Regions from separate parts of the Homo sapiens genome. Here region 1 is linked to region 2. Evidence: chromatin loops called from intact Hi-C (ENCODE). Cell type or tissue: mammary epithelial cell. All regions are shown on one strand. Links, peaks and the distances in the headings refer to the core of each region. The heading gives the core; the rest is flanking DNA. Region 1 holds the start of LOC124903038 (a long non-coding RNA gene). Region 2 overlaps CFAP251 (cilia and flagella associated protein 251).

Region 1 (11,333 bases), core at 1,731-9,730, 46 kb before region 2:
GGTCTGTGAGAGTTTCTCCATCTTTCCTTGTCTGTCATGACTTTGACATTTTTTGAAGAGTGCCGGTCAGGTGTTTGGTACAGATTTGTAGTATTTGTGGAAATCTGCTGGAATGAGTACCCTTGGCCTACGAGGCAGAGTCGGGGGTGGTGAGCTACACCCTGTGGGACAAATCTAGGCTGCTGCCTGTGTTTGCAGGTCTCCGAGCTAAGAATGGGTTTCACATTTTTAAATGGTTGAAAAAAAAACAAAAGACAAATAATAGTCCATGATATGTGGAAATTATCATGAAATCCAAATGTCAGTGTCCATAGGTGAAGTGGGGCTGGGAGGCAGCCACGGGCATTCTTTTCTGTGTTGTCCCTGGGGGCTTTTGCACTACAATGGCAGGATTGGGAAGTCACTACGGAGGCCCTTTGGCCCCAAGAGCCTCAATATTTACTCCCTGGCCCTTGACAGGGGAGGTTTGCCCAGCCTGATGAGGGCCCTATAAGGACCTGCCATTGGCCTTCATTCCAAAGCTAAGTCAGCTATGAAAAGAGCATGGAGTGGCTAGGCACAGTGGCTCACGCCTGTAATCTCAACACTTTGGGAGGCCGAGGTGGGTGGATCACCTGAGGTCAGGAGTTTGAGACCAGCCTGGCCAACATGGTGAAACCCCATCTCTACTAAAAATACAAAAATTAGCCAGGTGTGGTGCCGCAGGCCTGTAATCCCAGCCACTTGGAAGGCTGAGGCAGGAGAATCACTTGAACCTGGGAGGCGGAGGTTGCAATGAGCCGAGATTGTGCCACTGCACTGCAGCCTGGGTGACAGAGCGGCAAAAAAAAAAAAAAAGAAAAGAGCAGGGAGGCTTCAAATTCATTCATTCCATCATTCCACAAATACTTGTTGAGAGCTCATCGTCAAAACTAGGAGAGACCCCTATTTGAGCAAACGCTAACTCTTGCTCAAACTCTGGGTTTGGGAGAGGTTAATTTGCACCAAATGTCTTCCTGATTCTCGGGCACAGTTTCTGCTGTGATAATAATAGCTGCTGTCATATTTGGAGCTCTACCCTGTGCCAATAACGCTTTACTTGCACCATCTCTTCTCATCCGCACCACCACCGCAGGAGTTGCTCCGGGAGGAAACTGAGGTCTAAGAGCTTAGCCACACCCAAGGGCGCACAGGTGGCTAGAAAGTTGCAGAAGCTGAACAGGAGCGCGGCAAGTCCATGGGCTCCCAGCGCAGACGCTGTGCGTGCGAGGCCCTCACCTGCAGGTGGGACCGGGTCTGGAGCAGAGAGCTGGCGCCGGGGAGGCTCTTGGTGGTTCCTGATCCAGAACTCACAAACCGGGATGTAAGAGTCAGCCGGCCACAAGCCCCGTGTGAAACGCACAGGAATCTTTCTGCAAAGGAGCATCACAGTGTTTTTGGTGTTCAGCATTTAGTCCCTAAGTGTGATGCATGAGCAAGCTCCGCGACGCTGTCTTCTTTGCCATCCCTTCCTGTTGTCGCTGCCTTGCCACCCTACTGCTGGAAGCCTGAGCTCTCTGCACTGTATCCTCTTTCCTGCTGATGGGACCGGGCCACTGGGTCCTCCCTTTTCTCATCTTTGAGGCCAACAGGCTGGGCCTGCCCTGATGAGAGGTGAAGAGGCCCTCCTGGAGCTGAAAGGGGCAATTGGCTGTGCCCTGCTTTTGTCAAGGAAGTTGGGAGACAACAAAACCCAAGCACCTTGGCCAGGGCGGTGGCTCACATCTGTAATCCCAGAACTTTGGGAGGCCAAGGCAGGTGGATCACCTGAGGTCAGGAGTTCGAGACCAGCCTGGCCAACGCGGTGAAATCCCATCTCTACTGAAAATAGAAAAATTAGCCAGGCATGGTGGTGTGTGCCTGTAATCCCAGCTGTATCCTGGGAGGCTGAGGCAGGAGAATCACTTGAACCTGGGACATAATCTGAGTTATCTCAGATGCTAGTTTCTCTGGTGAAGGTTGCAGTGAGCCGAGACTGCACCACTGCACTCCAGCCTGTGCGACAGAGCGAGACTCTGTCTCAAAAAAAAAAAAAAAAAAAAAAATTAGCCAGGCATGGTGGCTGGTGGCACATGCCTGTAATCCCAGCTACTTAGGAGGCTGAGGCACAAAAATTGCTTGAACCCAAGAGGCGGAGGTTGCAGTGAGCTGAGATCGCACCACTGCACTCCAGCCTGGGTGGCAGAGCCAGACTCCATCTCAAAAACGAAAAACCAAACAACCCACAAACACCTGCAGAAAGAGGTTCCCAGGTAAGAAGGGTCCCCCTGCCAGGCTGGGCTGGGTGTGGGGTGGGATGCCATTCGTGCCAATCCTGCTGTCCATGGTGATTTTGGTCTCCTCAGTGAACATAACCGTAACCATGATCCATAACCAGGACCTCCACCTCCCCGCTCTCTGAGTCCAAAGGAGATGCTGAAGCCGGATGGGCAGAGAGAAAGAGCATCTGCCTGCGCTAGGCAGTGTCCCAGCTTAATGAACCTGCCATAGTGGGTCCAACTGACCACAGGTCGGTTCTGCTCAAGACAATTCCAATACATGCCATCAATCAGAACCAAATCAGAGGGCGCCAGATTCAATGAATGAAGCCCCCGGTTGGTGAGAGACTGCATCCAATTCCGAGTTATTTTTTGAAGAGAACAAGTCACTTGAGAGTTTCTTGTTCCCTAAAATGTCCCCAGGAACTTTTTAACTGGCTTGATACTAGATCTCCTAAGCCCTCAGCAGCTGCAAAATTGATTCATAAAGCTTGTTTTTCTTTTCATGTTTTTTAAAAAGAACAAAATGTAAATTAGGTTGCAAAGCCCTGGTGACATGATCTGACAAGCTGGCACCGGCAGAACCTTGGCCCGTGCTGTCTGCCCCAAGGTCACAGTGACACAGCCTGGTTTGGGGTAGACAGTTCCGTTCCACGTTCCGGGGCGTTCCAAAGATTCTCACCATGCCAGATTTCCAGCTGGACCCCACGTAGTGGAGGGGGCTTCGTGCATGAGTAAGGATGTGGTTGTTATTCTGTTTCTCTGCCACGGAATGTTCCTTCCGAGAAAGGCACTTTAAGTGGATCAGAAATGTTATCTCAGATGCTAGTTTCTCTGAGGAAGAAGCTGGTCTAGGGGGTGTGTTGGACGGAGTGTGTTGGAGAATGACATCTGGCACCTTTGCCTGAATGAGGCCTCAGAACGGATGACAAAACTCCAAAGTCAGACTAACTCTCATCTGTTCACACTACAATGCTATGCTATTTTCAAGGCCAAAATACTGCTATAAACTTAGTAACGCCCCCTGAACGTCCCAGAGCTGGGGAACCGGCCCCTATTTTTGCCTACTACATGTTTTGCGGCCCAGCAGAGTGTGAGGCGGCCAAGCCACCACACTGGTGAGTGTGGGTGCGAGGGAGGCCCCGGCCTCTGCTGGGCGGGGCTGCTCTGTGGTTTCTGGCGCAGGTGCAGCGTGAACAGGCTCGGGGGCGCTCAGAGGGGCTTCTGCATTCTCCTGGCAGCTGCCACCGGGGTTAAGCATGGCTAATGATGCTCTTTATAACGGTCACACACCACCACTTGGGTGTTTTGCTGATAAGAAGCCACAATCTGGGACTCTCAGGAGCCCGGCGCACCCGGCACCCCCACCCCAGCCCCACAACAGGCAGGGGTGATCCACACTGGGCCACACTGGGCGGAGGGTCCAGGTGGCCCTGCAGGGAAAGGGAATGAGGCCATGGACCATCATTTCCCTGGACCACATGTGTCGCGAGGGAGGCCTGCTGCTGGCTGAGGACCCCTCTGCCCCCTGAGACCACGCCCCCTCCATATCCCGTGCAAACCCCATCCAGGCAGCATCACCAGAGACCCAGAGATCCAGCCACCATGTACATCCAGCTGCCAGGGTTTTTCTCGCCTCCGCCCACTTTTCTATTTCAGAAACAGTGGAATGTCCAACTTTGTGAATTCCATTGCTCACCAGAAACTTGCTTTAATGTCTAAATGTTCTAAAGATGAGAGGGGGGAGGGAAATGCATAAAAAGCAGTGCCTCATGGAAAACACACACATGTGCATGCACACACACCCAAAGTCCTTTGTGCTTTAAACATTCCTGGTAACTTCACTGACCATCCTGGCCGGAATCTTCTGAAATGGTTAAGCCAAGAATTTCAGTCGCGAATATTTCTGCAGTGATTTCGTCTGGAAGTTCTTCTTCAAGGCAAATTTCTGAACCTAGCCAAAACAAGAAAAGAACACCAAATGCCTTCATGATGATTATGTTTCTTTCTTTTTTGGGTGAGGGGAGGGGTTTGAGACAGGGCCTTGCTCTGTTGCCCAGGCTGGAGTGCAGTGACACGATCATAGCTCACTGCAGCCTTGAACTCCTGGGGTCAAGTGATCCTCCCACCTCAGCCTCCCAAGTAGCTGGGACTACAGGCACACGCCACCACGCCCAGCTTATTTTAAAATTTTTTTGTAGAGATGGGGTCTCGCTATGTTACCCAGGCTGATCTCAAACTGCTGGCTTCAAGTGATCCTCCCACCTCAGACTCCCAAAGCGCTGGGATTACAGCTACCGCATCTGGCCTCAATGACTATGTTTCTAACTCAGGAGGATTTTCCAAAAACACAAGGAAATGCTACTAAACAAAAACAAGAGGGGCTTTGTGCTGTGATTTGGCTTTGATTCCTTGAAAAACTCTGGGTGGAAATTGCTTAAAAATCTCTCCTTTACGGAACAGAACGCTGTTAACCAAATCTCTGCAAACCTTACTGGAAAGCCTTAACCACATGGTATGATTGATTTTTCTGTTTCAAGATGCCTGGGAACACAGCAGAAATATATAACAATCAGGAAAGGTACATTCTGAGATCTGAAGCACATAAAGGAATGGGGTAGGGAGAGCTTGCAGGTTGGGAATGACCTGTTAGCTACTGGAGTCTGAAATTATCTGAGTTCAGGGACTTTGTTTAATTTGATGTGGGGAATGGACAATAAAAGGAGAGGGAAAAGGGGAATGGGTGAGGGGTCTTTGCACCCTCCTCAGTCTTGGTGATGGTGGTGGGATCTGACCATCCCCGGGCTTGTCAGCAGAGTTGCTCCTGTACCAGTGAGCCTAGAAGAGCCGTTTAGATTGGTTCCTCCTGAGCTGAAAGTCACGGCCCTAACTTCAGGTCCAGTGCACGAAAAGGTGAAAAATACTTAGGCTATAGCAGGAAGGGACAGGAGGATGATCTTTAAAAACCTGAAAGTTTTGGCAGCTTGTAGCTGGGCTTGTACTGCCCACCAAGTTGATGCTCTCTCCTTCTCCAAATCTTTCTCTCTCTCTCTCTCTTTTTTAATTGAGACAGGCTCTCACTCTGTTGCCCAGGCTGGAGTACAGTGGCACAATCCTCACTCACCGCAGCCGTGAACACCTGGGCCCAAGTCATCCTCCCACTTAAGCCTCCTGAGTAGCTGGGACTAAAAGCATACACCGCTATGCCCAGCTAATTGTTTTGTTTTGCTTTAATTAATTAATTAATTTAGAGACGGAGTTTTGCTCTTGTCACCCAGGCTAGAGTGCAATGGTGTGATCTCGGCTCACTGCAACCTCCACCTCCTGGATTCAAGCGATTCTCCTGCCCCAGCCTCCCAAGTAACTGGGATTACAGGTGTGTGCCACCATGCTTGGCTAATTTTCGTATTTTTAGTAGAGATGGGATTTCACCATGTTGGTCAGGCTGGTCTTGAACTCCTGACCTCATGTGATCCACCCTCCTCGGCCTCCCAAAGCATTGGGATTACAGGCGTGAGCCACTGCGCCCAGCCTGGTTTTTTTTTTGTAGAGATGGGATCTCGCTATGTTGCCCAGGCCAGTCTCAAATTCTGAACCTCAAGCGATTCTCCTGCCTTGGCCTCCCAAAGTGCTGGAATTACAGGCGTGAGCCATGGTGCCTGGCCCCCAAGTCTCTCTTTACATACCTATTCTCCTGAAACAGCTGTCAAACTGGATCCTCTACGGGTGGCCAATATTCACCCACCCAAGCCGGCAAGATGACAGGTCAGTGGAACAAAGGGAAAATAAGCCCAGAAGAAACAAAAGGACGGACAGAGCGCGGGAACAAAAGCCACCACTCACTGTTCTTTTCATAACTTATTCATGTGGGATTCCCAACAGACATGCTTTGTTATGTGCAGTCTTAGGGAGAGTGGCTTGCACCGATCAGGAGAAATAAATGTACTGAAGTCTACAACAAATCAGTGAGCCACAGCTACATGCCCAGACAAAGCCAGCTGGGGTACCTTTGACGGAGCAGGTTGCAGGCTCGGATTTCCATCCCTCGGGATTCAGGCCAAACAGTGAAGCAAAGCAATCCAACATCTCCTCCTCCGTCATATGCTCACCTGTGTGTCAAAGAGTGAGAAGGTGATTGTTTAACTCTTGAGGCTAAGCATACTGTCAGGGCTTAGCGTTATTATTCAGAGGTCTTAAAGAGAATTATCCCACTATTTTTTTTTCTTTTACTCAATTGAAAAAAAAATTTAGGCTGGGCGTGGTGGCTCATGCCTGTAATCCCAGCACTTGCAGAGGCCAAGGTGGGCGTATCACTTGAGGTCAGGAGTTCGAGACCAGCCTGGCCAACATGGTGAAACCCCATCTCTACTAAAAATACAAAAATTAGCCGGGTGTGGTGGCGCGGCCTGTAATCCCAGCTACTCGGGAGGCTGAGACAGGAGAATTGCTTGAACCCTGGAGTTGGAGGTTGCAGTGAACTGAGATCGTGCCACTGCAGTTCAGCCTGGGCAACAGAGCGAGACTCTGTCTCAAAAAAAAAAAAAAAAAAAGCAACAAAAACAATAAAAACTTTTCTGGTGGAGATGAAGTCTTGCTATGTTGGGCCAGGCTGGTCTCGAACTCCTGGGCTCAAGTGATCTTCCTGCCTCAGCCTCTGAAACTGCTGGGATTACAGGTGTGAGCCACTGCGCCCAGCCCCTTTTCTTTAGACACAAAAATGATCTAGAGTCCCATGGTACTGTCACATATGCTTCCTAATGGTGTTAAACAGGGTCCTCCAGGCAAGGAACATACATGGGGCTGGCATAGAGAAATAGGACAGCATGCTGCGGGGACCAGGCTCTGCTTCATTTCAAATTCCCTCCTCTCAGAACCACCCACTTGGACTAAGATGAAACTGTCATCCCAAGAGAGTTTACTTGACATCCTCATGTACAATAATGAGAAACATAGTAGGTAAAAATTAAAAAGTTTACTTTGGTGTGGTTGCATTTCACAAATGCAATCCAAATATTTGTTTTCTTTTCTTTTCTTTTTTTCTTTCTTTTTTTTTTTTTTGACAGTCTCGCTCTGTCACCCAGCCTGAACTGCAGTGGCGTGATCTTGGCTCACTGCAACCTCCACCTCCCGGGTTCAAGCAATTCTCCTGCCTCAGCCTCCCAAGTAGCTGGGATTACAGGCGTGTGCCACCATACCCGGCTAATTTTTGTATTTTTAGTAGAGATGGGGTTTCACTGTGTTGGCCAGGCTGGTCTTGAACTTCTGACCTCAAGCAATCCGCCCGCCTCGGCCTCCCAAAGTGCTGGGATTACAGGCATGAGCCACTGCGCCCGGCCCCAACCCAAATCTTATGACAGCCCAGGGAGATGGATCAGCTGGCATTTTTATTCCCATTTTACAAGTGAGGATGCCGAGTCTTGCTGAGGCTCAGGTAGTTGCAACACGAATCACATTCTTTTGCTTTCTAGCTCCGGGTCCCTCCCATTACTTCGTACTTGCCAGGGATGCAGGTGGGTCAGCCAGACCCCTCATGGCTCAAATCTGGTCAAATCACCTCTTTCATGAAAGATGGAGCTCCACAGGGGCTGGCTCCCCAAACTCAGTTCTCTACACTGGGAATGGCCCCAGGATGTTACCAGACATCCTGATGTATGTGCTTACCTTTAGTAACGAGCAGTCTCAGGAAGTCCTCTCTTCGAATGGCCTTTTTCCCTTTGGAGTTGGTATAACCGAGCACCTCAAAGCTCTTGTGGATGCCACTCATGGTGTTACCAAAAGGTGGCTTGTGGTTAAGGTACACTTTTAGGAAATCTGGTAAGTTGATCTTGTCGATTAGCTTTCCAGTGTCCACATATTCACCAAATTTGATTTCGTTAAATATATCATCAATCTAGGGGAAAGATGGGGAAAAAAAAAAGACCACAGTAAATAGAAAAGGCACCAGGATAGATTTCTAAAAATTGGACAGTAGGGCTGGTGCAGCGGCTCATGCCTGTAATCCTAGCACTTTGGGAGGCCGTGGCCAAAGGATCACTTGAGGCCAGGAGTTTGAGACCAGCCTGGCCAACATGGTGAAACCCTGTCTCTACTAAAAATACAAAAATTAGCCTGGCACAGTATGAGAATCACTTGAACCCTGGAAGTTGAGGTTACAGTGAGCCAAGAACGTGCCACTGCACTCCAGCCTGGGCAACAGAGTGAAACTCTGTCTCGGCGGGGGGAAAAAAAAAGAATACTAATTTTCCACAAACTGCACAAAAATAGAGGAAAAAGGAATACTTTCCAATTATTTTAGATGGAAAAATCCTCCAGAAAATACAAGAAATTAAATCCAGGAGCATACAAAATGATTGTGCACCATGATCAAGTGGGATTTATCCCAAGAATGCAAGGTTGGTTTAACATGTCAACCTCAATTAATATAATACATTATTATTAACAGAATAAAGGACAGAAACCACATGATCATCTAAACAGACATAGAAAAAAAGCATTTAACAAAATCTAACAACTTTACATGGTAAAAACACTCAACAAACTAGGAATAGAAAGAAGCTTCCTCAACCCAATAACGGGCATGTGTGAAAAACCCACAGCTAACATCATACTTAATGATGAAGGACTAAATGCTTTCTCCTCCTAAGATCAGAAAAAAAGACAAGGATGTCCACTCTCACCACTTCCCCCTTTTTTTTTTTTTTTTTTTTTTTTTTTTTGATACAGGGTCTCACTCTTTGACCCAGACTGGAGTGCAGTGAGGCAACCTCTGCTCACTGTAGCCTTGACCTCTCAGGTTCAGGCGATCCTCTCACCTCAGCCTCCAGAGTTCCTGGGACTATAGGCATGCTTGACCATGCCTGGCTAATTTTTGTATTTTTTTTTAGAGACGGGGTTTCACCATGTTGCCCAGGCTGGTCTCAAACTCCTGGGCTCAAGCAATCTGCCCACCTTGGTCTCCCAATGTGCTGGGATTACAGGCATGAGCCACCTGGCACCACTTCCATTCCACACTGTCCTGGAGGTTCTAGCCAGGGAAATTAGGCAGGAAAAGAAGATAAAAGGCACCCAGAATTGAATGGGAGAAGCAAAACTATCTCTATTTGCAGATAACACAATCATATATATATATATATATATATATATATATATATATATATATATATATATATATATTACACTAAAAACTATTAGAACTGGTAAACAACTTCAGCAAGGTTGCAGGGTATAAGATCAATAATATAAACATCAATTATAGGCCAGGTGCAGTGGCTCACCCCTGTAATCCCATCACTTTGGGAGGCTGAGGCTGGAGGATTGCTTGAGGCCAGGAGTTCGAGACCAGCTTGGGCAACATATTAAAAGACCCTGCTTCTACAGAAAACAAAAAATTAATCAGGCATGTGGCATGCACCTATGGTTCCAGCTACTCAGGGGGCTGAGGTGGGAGGACTGCTTGAGCCCACAAGTTCGAGGCTGCAGTGAGCCCATGATCATGCCACTGCACTCCAGCCTGGGACACAAAGTGAGACCCTGTCTTAAAAAAAAAATCAATTGAGGCCGGGCATGGTGGCTCAGGCTTGTAATTCCAGCACTCTGGGAGGCCAAGGTGGGTAGATCACCTGAGGTCAGGAGTTCAAGACCAGCCTGGCCAACACGGTGAAAATCTGTCTCCACTAAAAATACGAAATTAGCCCGGCGTGGTAGCGTATGCCTATAGTCCCAGCTACTCGGGGGGCTGAGGCAGGAGAATCGCTTGAACTGGGGAGGTGGAGGCTGTAGTGAGCTGAGATGGCGCCATTACACTCCAGCCTGGGTGACAAGTGCAAAACTCTAACTCAAAAAAAAAAAAACAAACTATTGTATTTCTTTACACACTAGCAGTGAACAGCACAATAATTATAATAAATTAATAAAACAATTCCAATTATAATAGGATTAAGAAGAATAAAGTACTTAGGAATCAATTTAACAAAAATGCAAGATTTGTGCTCTAAAAGCTACAAAATATTGTAAAAAAAAAAAAAACTAAAGAAAACATAAGTAAATGGAAAGACTTTCCATATTCAGGGATTGGAAGACTTAAATTTTTTTTCTTTAAGAGACAGAATCTCGCTCTATCACCCAGGCTGCAGCACAGCTGCCTCCCAAAGTGTAGGGATGCAGGAGTGAGCCATCATGCATGCCTTTTTTTTTTTTTTTTTTTTGAGAGATGATGGTCAGGAACGGTGACTCACACCTTGCCATCTCAGCATTTTGGGAGGCTGGGACAGGAGAACTGCTTGAACCCAGGAACTAGAGACCAGCCTGCACAACCTGGTGAAACTCTGTCTCTACAAAAAATACAAAAATGAGCCGGGTGTTGTGGCGTACGCCTTTGCATTCACGCATGTGCTGTTCCCTCGTGCCATCTCACTACCTCCTCGCCCCATGTACTGGCTACTGAATTTTCCATTTGCACCACTTCACTGCTCTATGTGGTTCATCACATGCGCGTGGATCCCTAACACACATGCTTCCTTTTGCTTTAAAGACGCCTTTAAAAGGAGATCATCTTAAACCCAGTCACTTGTTGCTCTCGAGTTGTCACCCGCAGGTTACAGATACTGGCTCATGGCATTTCATTCCCTTTCAGACTTCAGTTGCTTTGATTCATGCATCTGGATGAAGCAAAAAGAAAATGTGACAACTTGTCACTGCAAGAACTTAAAAACACCCTCCAGTGGGGCTGCACCAGGCCACCTCACTTTAGAGTGTGCACAGCTTCCCATCAGAGATAAAAGCTGTGACTCCAGGCTCCTAAATACCTTTTTGATAAGGGCTTTCCTTTTGGCCACCAGCAGATGATCGGGTGATGGTGTTACTACTGCCAACTCCTACAGAGCCCAAGCCCATGAGATCTTTTAGACGTTCATTCTTTGCAGCTTAAAAAAATAATAATTTAAAAAATTTTCCCCTTCTCATTTGGAAAGTTTGTGTATTTTCTAATTTTTCTCGAATGAGAAAAGGGTGCTGACATGCCTAGGTTTAAGTGGAAATGCGGGGCCAGTTAACACAGGA
Region 2 (11,333 bases), core at 2,293-10,292:
CCCAGATGGACACACATGAGGACCAAGCCAAATTAAAGGCTCAGCTAAGGAACCCCAAGCTCTTGGGTGACAGCCTTTATAATTATCAGCCAACAGTGCTGTTCTGGGGGAGACGGTATCAGGTCTCCTAAGAGAAGACTTGCCTAGACCTGACACTGACTAAGTCATCAGTACTGAGAATTCACTACCTGGAAGACAATGAGCTGAGTGCTCTAAAAACAGCTGTCATGTCATCCTCAGAACTTCCCTGCAAAGGGGTACTGTTCTGCCCATTTTACAGATGAGAAAACAGATGTTCAAGGATGTTCAGAGTGGCTTGTCCAAGGTCACATAGCTAAAAAGTGGCAGAGTAAAAATTCAAAAATTCAAATTTAGATCCAGCTGATTCCCACACCTGACGTCTTACAGTTCTGTTATACTGTGTCACTTATTATCTTAGGAACTAATTCATATCTAAATCTCAGCCCAACACTTGGCAGTCACAAATCAGTAGCCACTGAACTGGGCCCATACAGGTATGCTTCCGTGGGCAGGGCAGAATGGATGGATGGATGGGTGGATGGACGGATGGATGGATGGATGGACAGATGGATGAATGGATGGAGAAACTGAATAAAGGAAGGAAGGGGAGAGAAAGAAGGGAGGGGCGGGGGAGGGAGGGAAGAAGAAAGGGAAGGAAGGAAGGGAGGGAGGGAGAGAGGGGGAGAAGAAAGGAGGGAGGGAGGGAGGAAGGAAAAACAGACAGATACAATGACTGGTTGAATCCATTTCACCTGACTCTGTAATATTGCGTTTGCCCATCCCTACCTTTTCCTCTTATCTCACAACCTCTCCTAGTTTTCACATTTAGGTAGCAGCCTGGCCCCAACTGATGGACATGAAGACAGTGTTAGTGAGTGTCAGCCCTCCCCGTGCACACTGGGAGGCAAGGGCGGCTGCTTTCCAAGCTATGGGGAACTCCCCGCTCCTTGCCTTCTAACTTGTTGCTGCCCGGGAAGCCTCCTCGTTCAGCACAGGAGTCCCCAGGTGGTGTCCCAGCCATGTTAAGGCAAAATGCCAACCTGGAGAGGTTTGTGATCCTTCACTGTGCATTCATTTTCTCCAACAAACACACGTACTGTGGGCCTGGCTCTATGCAAGATGCCAGGGATGTCACAAGAGTGAGACACAGTCTTGGCGACCAGGTCAACGAAAACTAAACAGCTCACCAAGAGCCTGTCTGTCCCAAGGCTCAGCAGTCTAGGCTCATTGCTGTCCAGGTAAACCCCAAACAGGAGACTTCGAATGCTTTTGCGATGAGAGCGAAGTCTTGCTAAGTACTCCCAGACCCTCTGTCCATTTCTGACCACCAGCATGTAAACAGCCACAGTAAAACTTCTATCCTGAAGATGAGCAAAAGAGAAGGAGTTATCCCATTTTACGTTTAGTAAATTAAGAATCATCATTATGGGCCAGGCGCGGTGGCTCACGCCTGTAATCCCAGCACTTTGGGAGGCCGAGGCGGGTGGATCACCTGAGGTCGGGAGTTTGAGACCAGCCTGGCCAATATGGCAAAACCCCATCTCTACTAAAAATACAAAAATTAGCTGGGCGTGGTGGCACATGCCTATAATTCCAGCTACTTGGGAGGCTGACACAAGAATTGCTTGAACCTGGGAGGAGGAGGTTGCAGCGAGCCAAGATCTGTTGCACTTCAGCCTGTACAACAGAGCAGGACCCTATCAAAAAAAAAAATACTAAGAATATTTTTTTCAAAAATAATCTTAGTCTATTCAAGCAAGTAGTAAAACAATATCCATTTTAGTTTTAGTTTAGTTTTTTTGGGTTTTTTTTGAGACAAGAGTCTTGATCTGTTGCCCAGGCTAGAGTGCAGTGGCCTGATCACGGCTCACTGCAGTCTCAGTCTCCTGGGCTCAAAAGATCCTCCAGCCTCAGCCTCCTAAGTAGCTAGGACTACAGGCACATGCCACCATACCTGGCTAGTTTTTTTTCATTAGTTTTTGTAGAGATGGGGGGTGTCTCACCATGTTGCCCAGGCTGGTCTCGAACTCCTGCCTCAAGCAATCTGACTGCCTCGACCTCCCAAAGTGCTGGGATTACAGGTATAAGCTACACCTGGCCTAATGCCCATTTTACAGATAAGAAAATTAAAGTTAAAAGCAGAAAACTGAAAAGGTAGCGGGGAAGAAAGTATGAACGTGAAACTATGGTTTTACACTCCTTTCCAGGTGCCCCCTCGCTGTCTGTGGAAAGCCAAAAGCCTGACTCTTTGTGCCTTCGTCCTCCCTTTTCTTTGTCCAGCTACATATAATAAAAAAGCTATGTGTTTTTGAAAGGTATGAAGGCTGCAAGTGAACCCAGTTGGAGTGGGAGAGCCTGGCCTGAGGGGACACAGAAGCTGGACTGTGTGCACCCACAGTATGCTGAGACAGCTTTGGCTTCAGAAGCGTTGTGTACACAAACCGGAGGAGTGGCCGCACCAGTGTGGGGATGGAGAGCGCCGGAAGGGACAGGAGTTTAGCGAAGACCACTGCTTTTCCCTCCCAACATAAAGGCAGACCAACATACCTGCCTTATAGCTCACTGTAACCTCAAACTCCTGGCCCGCAGGGGTCCTCCCGCCTCAGCCTCCTGGATAACTGGGGCTACAGATGTGTGCCACAAGGCCTGGCTAATTTTTAAAAAGTGTTTTTGTAGCAGTGGGGTCCTGCTGTGTTTCCTAGGCTGGTCTTGAATTCCTGTCCTCCAATGATCCTCCCACCTCGGCCTCCCAAATCATTGGGATTACAGGTGTTAGCTACTATGTCTGGCCTCTTTTGGTTTCAAATAAAATTGCTAAGCCACTGGATGGGTTGTCCATGAAAATACTTACAGCAGTTGCCATATACTGGGAGTCATGGGAAAAGCTTATATGAGTCACACTGGTTCTGGAATATTTGAAAGGCTCTGGGCTTTCATTTTCTAAAGACATTGCATCAAGAATGTAAACTGTCCCCTCTGTAAAGCCAGCTCCAAGAAGGGCTCCTGAAATGACAAGCCAGAGAACGATGGAAAAGGATTACATTCATTCAAGAGATGTTGAGTCTGTGCCAGGCTTTGTTCTGGGTGCGGAGAAGACAGCAACTAACACAACAAAGCTCCCGTGCGGAGAAATGAACCGAAACGCGTGATCTCCTGGGGTGAGCGCGCAGAGACGCACAGATAGGCCCAGGACACCGCGGGAGCCCCAGAGAGAAGGCGCCTCATCCAGCCTGCTGGGGTGAGCGCGCAGAGACGCACAGATAGGCCCAGAACACCACGGGAGCCCCAGAGAGAAGGCGCCTCATCCAGCCTGCTGGGGGCTGGAGTCGGGGAGACTTCCTGGAGCTATGCCAGCCCAGGTGCATCCATCCCTTTCAGGGCTGTCCATGTGGAACCGATGGTAGGCTGATAAGATGAAAATACCTTCGGGGTTGTAGGTCAGACTCTGGACTCCAAGCCCCTTCTCAAAAACCCTGCTGAAAAGATATTGTTTGTTTTCATAATTCCACACTTTGATCATCCCACAGATGCTCCCGATGGCAATGAGGGGTTGATATGGGTGGCAGGAGATGGCACAAATGGCATCCTTGGGCTCTACAAATAACTTCTCAAGTTTGGTCCCATCTGTTGTTAAGTGGTACACCGCGGCATCAGATGTTCCAATGATAAAATTCCTGTTTGCCAAGGAGAGACCAAACAATATCAGTGTTTGCAGGGAATGGGGCATGCCAGCTATTCTGCTTCTAATTGCACATAAAACGCCTCTGTCGTCTGTAATTTAGTGACATTATTAACCCAACATTTCCAAAAATATACCACCAATACCCAACAGCCTCCATTTGCAAGTGAAAAAGCCCACTTTTCTCCATGTAAATTGAGTCATTAAGTATGCAGATGGACAGTCAGTTGTACAATTAGCTAATCTGCACATGCAAATATTCATTTGTGTATGCAAATATGGAGTTTGGTGCACACATACAGATGTGCCTGTAACTACTGCAAGGGTAATTAAGCAGACTCACAGATAATTCGGTCTTGAAATGTTATGGCTATTAATTATCCAGTGCCTTTAACTGCAGTGGCTAGGACAAGCTCAGCTTAGAGAAAAGAGACCAACCTGCAGCAAAAGACTCCAGACTCAACAGAGGTGAGAGATCAGGGATCAGGACTTTACAGCTTCCAGTTACTAAAGAGTCTTAATATTAAAGTCATGTTTCATTAATTTTTTTTTTTTTTTTTTTTGAGACAGAGTCTCGCTCTGTCGCCCAGGCTGGAGTAGAGTGGCGCTATCTCAGCTCACTGCAAGCTCCGTCTCCCGGGTTCACACCATTCTCCTGCCTCAGCCTCCCGAGTAGCTGGGACTACAGGCACCCGTCACCACGCCCGGCTAATTTTTTGTATTTTTAATAGAGACGGGGTTTCACCATGTTAGCCAGGATGGTCTCGATCTCCTGACCTCGTGATCCACCCGCCTTGGCCTCCCAAAGTGCTGGGATTACAGGCGTGAGCCACCACGCCCGGCCTTATGTTTCATTAATTTTTTAAATGATCCAGTGGTTATCACAATCAGCCAGGGAGATATCCCAGGAACAACACGAACCTCCCACTGTATGCAAACTAAAGAAGACAGTGATCATTTTTCAACCATTCTAATGACTAGATTCATTAACAACTTACCTTAAGACAAAAAGGTCACCTTTTAAAGTGCAGTCAGGAGGATAGTTTGATTTTTCAGTAGGAGGAGTTGCTGGGGTCTTTGAAAAGGACAGAGTTCTTATGGCGCCCAGTTTCAAGTGACTGTACCAGTTAACAATAGACAGGGTGTGATCATAGAACTTAATGTTCCCCTTAATGTCACCTGTGACAATGTAGCTGAAATGGAGAATAACATCAGTTTTGCAAATAGCAATAATAACAAGTAGCATCTATATAATACCTAATTATATGTCAGGCTCTGGATTCTGGGGCATTGCAAAAACTTAATTTAATACTCCCAACGAGAATGATTTTACTGTTATCCCAATTTACATCTAGGAAACTAACTTTCAGAGAGTTAAGAAATTTGCTCAGGGCATTGTGTTGCCAGATTTAGCAGGTAACAATACAGATACCCAGTTACTTTGAAAATTTGCATTAAAAAAATTTAGTGTAGCTGGGTGTGGTGGCTCATGTCTGTAGTCCCAGCACTTTGGGAGGCCAAGTCGGGTGGATCACCTGAGGTCAGGAGTTCGAGACCAGTCTGGCCAACATGGTGAAACCCCGCCTCTACTAAAAATACAAAAATTAGTCAGGTGTGGTGGTGTGCACCTGTAATCCCAGCTACTCGGGAGGCTGAGGCAGGAGAATCGCTTGAACATGGAAGGCGGAGCTTGCAGTGAGCCGAGATTGCATCATTGCACTCCAGCCTGGGTGACAAGCACAAAACTCCGTCTCAAAAAACAAAACAGACAAACAAACAAAAAATTTAGTGTAAGTACATCCCATATATTGCATGGGACATACTTATACCTGGCAATTTTATCAGGGCCATGTGGCTTGACTATGCAAGGAACCCAGGTATATCTAAAGCAAAGTCCATGCTCTCTGCTAGTTCTTCCCTGCCCTCCAAGATCAGCCATACGCAATGGAGGTGGACAAGGATTTACACTCCCCATATAACTACAGATGACAATGGAGAGAATCGCTTCACCAGCCCTCTGAAATCATGCAGGCTGGCAATGGGACACTAGCCACTTTACAGGAAGGCACTACTGTTAGTGTGATCATAAAACCCTGTCCAGTCATCACGGCAGAAGGCAGTGCCACGTGACAAAATGGCTTTCATTTCCAGTCCTTGGATCCATCCCAAATGGGCTTTTTAAAAAAGACTTTGACATAATTCTAATCACGGGGGGCAGATGAGGAGGATTTTTCTCTTACATATGCAGAGTGGTTAAATGAGGTTTCTGATTAATAAGCAAGGCAGGTGGGCTAATTGGCTTGAACATCTGTCCCTGCCCTCTGCTGGACAGAAGCAGCAATACTGACCAAGTATTTCCAGAGACCTTTTCCTTCTTGGACTCCCAGGTCCTGACTGGGTTTTATTAACTTGGAGAACCCAGGCCTGGTCTCCACTGGATCCTAAACCCCAACCGATTAAAGGTTGATTGCATGGCCAACTGCAGTTCTCCTATCTTCTCGCTCCACTGAGTGAGGGTGACAATTTGCATTTCTCTTTGTAAAACCATGTCAAGACCTCATTGTTCCCCTGCATCGAAAGAAAGGCGAATGGAAGCAAATGGGCATTTTGAAAGCAGATGGCCCAGTGACTCTAACCATATGGGTAGCGTCCCCATCACTAGGCAATTTTCTCCACACCTTCGGGAACTTCTCTCACACACTGACGATGGCCACCATTTACCTAGGGTTCCCCTGCACCAAGCATGTGCATCCATATCTCGTGAAATCCTCATAAAACCACTCTGAGAGAAATAGTACTGTTATGCCCATTTTACAGATGAAGAAATAGAGGCTCAACAAGGTTAAGTTCCTTGCTCAAGGTCACTCAGCAAGGAAGGGACCCAGCTGAAATGAGAACTCTGTCTTAATTAAGACAGAGTTTTGATGCATTTGATCTTCTCACAATGGGTAAATATTATTTTTGTTTTGTTTTGAGACCGAGTCTCACTCTGTCGCCCAGACTGGAGTGCAGTGGTGAGATCTTGGCTCACTGCAACCTCTGCCTCCTGGGTTCAAGTGATTCTCATGCCTCAGCTTCCCAAGATGCTGGGATTACAGCCGCACACCACCACACCTGCCTAATTTTTGTATTTTTAGTAGAGACAGGGTTTCACCATGTTGGCCAGGCTGGTCTCAAACTCCTGAGGCCACCCGCCTCGGCCTCCCAAAATGCTGGGATTACAGGCGTGAGCCACCGCTCCCAGCTGTAAATGTTATCTTGTAATCAGACAAAAATAATACAGCTATTCAAATTATTTTCTTACATTTAATGCATGTAAAATGTTGGGTGCAAAATCCATCCAATTAGCACAGAAGAAAAAATCTAGTTCCTTTTTGTTTCATCGACACAAAGGGATTTTTTAAACATAATGCATACTCATGATTTTTTTAAAAATCCAATTAGTATAAATGGAACTATAAAAAGAAGTAAATCCACCCCCATCCCTGATCTTAGTTCTCAGTTCTTTTCCTCAGAGGCAACCAATGTTCCCAGTTCATTATGATTCTCCCCAGAATACTTTATGCTATACAAAATATGCATATACATCCAAAAGAGGTTTTTTTTTTTTTTTTTTTTTTTTTTTTTTTTAAGACAGGAGGGTCTCACTCTAACACCCAGTCTGGAGCACAGTGGCAATGATAGCTCATTGCAGCCTCGAACTCCTGGGCTCAAGCAATCCTCCCATCTCTCTCTCTTTGTTTTTTGGTAGAGATAGGGTCTCACTATGTTGCCCAGGCTGGTCTTGAACTTCTGGCCTCATGTGATCCTCCCACCTCAGCCTCCCAAAGAACTGAAATTAGAGGTGTAAGCCACTGTGCCCAACCTCCCATAACAATTTTAAAATATTTTTATAATTATCCATAGTTATCTTTTAATTAAGTTAAAATTACCTATCAATTGTGGTAAGTACCGTGATACCCTCTTTCTGCAAATGAACCAATTTACAAGGCTTGATATAGGGAAAGCCCAAAAAGGTGGAGGCAGATGAGGGTGGGCGGTGTATGTCCCAGACAACCAGCTTCCCTTCCATTGTGGCTGAGAGTATTTGTGTTAAATTCAAGTGAAAGATGGACTGGCTAAACTTTCCCACAAGCTTGTTGAAGGTCTGTTTCAAAAGAAAGGTTATAGTTACTGTTGGTAATAAATATAAAACAAAGCATTTATCAATACGATATTTTATAATGCTATGCTGAAATATAGTGAGAAAAAGAGAAAGAAAAAGAAAACAATCACTAAAACCGTCTCCCATGAATTGCCATGGTCCAGGCAGTTCTGAACCTCTGGAAGTTTGCTAAGAGCAAGTGAAGGGTTATGTACTCTGTTCAATTACATTGTTTGTTTAAAGCAAACGAGAGAGTGGTTAATCACTGTTTATACCTGTTAAACTTCTCTTATGGAGGTTTCAGAGACTGGTGAAGAAACTAATGCCTGTTGTGAGTCAAAGCATGCTCTGGTTATAAAATAGCATAAAATAATTATCCCAGCCTCCTTTTATCATAAGGTATTTTCCCATCAGTAGAAAATATTTAAGCACTGTACATAGAAATGCCCTATTCTCTATGCTGCCCGATTCTCTAATAATACAGAGAAGATCCTAAGGTTTACCTCTTCTGACTTGAACACAAGAGGAATAGTAAAATAATGATTAGTCAAACAAGAGCACCAAGTTCTTTCTAAGAGCAGCACTGTTTCAATACATTTTTATCATTTCAAATGGCTCATTATTTGTGGATTCTGTATTTGCGAATTTACCTACTTTAAGAATTGATTTGTAATCCCAAAATCAATACTTGCAGCACTCTCACGGTCATTTGCAGAAGTGCATGTGCAGTGTGACAAATAATTTTACTCACTCAACATGCACATTTCCAGTTGAGGGCAGGCAGGGCAATGCTCCGCCTTCTTGTCTCAGCTCTGACTATAAACAAGTGTCCTTTTCATGGTCTATTTAGTGCCATGTTGTTTGCATTTTTGGTTGTTTGCATTTTTCTTGGTGATTTTAGTATTTAAATTGACCCTGAAACATAGTGCTGAAGTGCTGGCTAGTGTTCCTAAGCAAAAGAATGCTGTGATGTGCTTTATGGAGAAAATATGTAGGTTAGATGAGTTTTGTTCAAGTCATGAGTTATAGTGCTGTTGGCCATGAGTTCAATGTTAATGAATCAATGTTATATATTAAATAAAGTGTCTTTAAATAGAAATACACATAAAACAAGCTTATGTATTGATCAATTGGTGAAAATGTGACCAGAGGCTCACAGAAACCTACCCCTATATTTCCCTTAAGAGCAATAGTTAAGTATCTGCTAATTTGGTGTTTACAGAGACTTTATATAACATAACTACCAACAATAATGAGAACTGATGGTATTTTTTAGTACTTTCATTTATGAAAAACAAGTCTGCAGACAGAATAATCTCATTGTGCCCATCCATCTCAACTTTTTATTTTTTGTTTTTGTCTTTTGGCATGCCCTCTTAAATAAATTTCTACAAATCATACCGAGAGAGAAGCAAGTATGCAGAAAACTCATCATCAGGTGCTCCCTGAGAGCAGGTTACATGGGCAGCAAATGCAGAAAATGCTACAGGAGACGACTCAAGTTCCACCTCAGACACAAGAGCTTGCGGCAAGCAGGCAAGATAAAATGTTTTCTCAACATCTGGTTCACCTCCCTCTTATTGGCTCTCAAACATCTAAATACCTAATATCATGTATTATTCTGAAACTGAGCAGCTTTATAAGGGATCCACTCATGTTCAACGACTTTACTTACACTGTTTCATTCATTTTTTTTTTTTTTATATACAGGGTCTTGTTCTGTTGCCCAGGCTGGAATGCAGTGGCACAAACACAGCTCACTGTAGCCTTGACCACCTGGGCTCAAGTGATCCTCCCACCTCAGCCTCCCGAGTAGCTGGGACCACAGACTCATACCACCCTGGCTGGCAATTTTTTTTTTTTTTTTTTTTTTTTTTTTTTTAGTAGAAACGAAGTCTAGCCTGTGTTGCCCAGGCTGGTCTCAAACTCCTGAGCTCAAGTGATCCTCTCACCTCAGTCTCCCAAAGTGTTGGGATTACAGATGAGAGCCACTGCACCCCCACAACTTTCATTCCTTGTCAATATGCACATACACATTCTAAAAGCCATCACGTTTTTATATTTTCTCACAGCAATAACTCTTTGTATAACATTTTATTAGGGCCAGGTGCAGTGGCTCACGCCTGTAATCCCAGCACTTTGGGAGGCTGAGGTAGGTGGATCATAAGGTCAGGAGATCAAGACCATCCTGGCTAACACAGTGAAACCCCGTCTCTACTAAAAAAAAATACAAAAAATTAGCCGGGCGTGGTGGCAGGCGCCTGTAGTCCCAGCTACTCGGGAGGCTGAGGCAGAAGAATGGCGTGAACCCGGGAGGCAGAGCTTGCAGTGAGCCAAGATCACGCCACTGCACGCCAGCCTGGGCGACAGAGCAAGACTCCGTCTCAAAAAAAAAAATTATTTTTAACAATACTTACATGATTTTCAACTGACAATTCAATATGTATACAGGACCCAAGTAAAATTTTTCAAATTATTTCCCAGTAGCTTAATATCAAGATGTACAAAGAGTAGCCCGAAGCAGCTAAGCTTGCACATAAATATTTATTCTCCACAAAATCTGATGGACAAAAATGCAATAGGCATACTCACTTTTTCAGTTAAAAGTGGGGCACTGTGAGCCAGTGTATCCCTCTCTTCATACTGATAAGAGGAAAAAATAATCACTACTCAAAAAGACCCAGTTTCCAAAGGAAGAACGGCATTAATAATAAAAGCAAAACAAATACATCTAAACAAGGTCAGAAATTTGCAGTTTCTACAGGTAAGAGAACTTGCTGTCTTGGGAAATATCTAAAAACATTCTGAAAGAAAAGCAAATACATAAAAAATATAAAAAATGCCACAAATGATTATGACTTTTTTTTTCTTGAGATGGAGTTCTATATTAAATAAGGTGTCTTCAAGCAGAAACACATCTATCGCCCAGCCTGGAGTGCAGTGGCGCGATCTCAGCTCACGGCAAACTCCGCCTCCTGGGTTCAAGCAATTCTCCTGCCTCAGCCTCCTGAGTAGCTGGGATTACAGGAGCGCACTACCATGCCCAGCTAATTTTTTTTTTTTTTTAGTAGAGATGGGGTTTTGCCATGTTGGCCAGGCTGGTCTCGAACTCCTGACCTCAGGTGATCCGCCCACCTCAGCCTCCCAAAGTGTTGGGATTACAGGCGTGAGCCACTGCGGCCGACCTTAAGGTATTTATTAAAGTTTTAAAGGCTTATTAATAGAGAATTCGAATTTGCATTAAGTACTATGTAAAGTCACAATCGGCTGGGCACGGTGGCTCACGCCTATAATCTCAGCACTTTGGGAGGCTGAGGCGGGCAGATCACTTGAGGTTAGGAGTTTGAGACAAGCCTGGCCAACATGGAGAAACCCCGTCTCTACTAAAAATACAAAAATTAGCCAGGTGTGGTGGCAGGTTCCTGTAATCCCAGCTACCCAGGAAGCTGAGGCAGGAGAATTGCTTGAACCTGAGAGGCAGAGGTTGCA

The links. A loop is a pair of places that touch in the nucleus more often than their neighbours do. Peaks named below come from ENCODE experiments on the same cell type or tissue, not always from the same donor. Only the 100,000 strongest peaks of a DNase experiment are listed, where the experiment ranks them.
Region 1: a loop joins it to region 2, with 2.5 times the contacts of the local background. A loop is called at or near these places in 7 of 110 quality-filtered maps.

What each region holds. Positions count from the first base shown.
Region 1 is chr12:121,996,549-122,007,881 of GRCh38, reverse strand. CFAP251 (cilia and flagella associated protein 251) reads right to left here. Exons shown (of 22, transcript NM_144668.6): 20 at 7,938-8,166; 21 at 6,284-6,385; 22 at 3,963-4,230. The coding sequence ends at 4,118. It overlaps LOC124903038 (a long non-coding RNA gene), which reads left to right and starts at 2,182. Exons shown (of 2, transcript XR_007063499.1): 1 at 2,182-2,270; 2 at 10,909-11,333. In mammary epithelial cell, for the core only: no CTCF peak of the experiment used is centred there; a DNase peak (open chromatin) is centred at 6,301; H3K4me3 peaks cover 369 bases; H3K27ac peaks cover 622 bases.
Region 2 is chr12:121,950,634-121,961,966 of GRCh38, reverse strand. CFAP251 (cilia and flagella associated protein 251) reads right to left here. Exons shown (of 22, transcript NM_144668.6): 9 at 10,437-10,487; 10 at 7,633-7,847; 11 at 4,699-4,893; 12 at 3,445-3,695; 13 at 2,873-3,024; 14 at 1,209-1,382. Among named protein-coding and RNA genes, the nearest start is that of CFAP251, 38 kb to the right of the region's middle. RefSeq lists enhancers at 2,725-3,243, 3,244-3,763. In mammary epithelial cell, for the core only: a CTCF peak has its summit at 6,032 (motif pointing left); no DNase peak of the experiment used is centred there.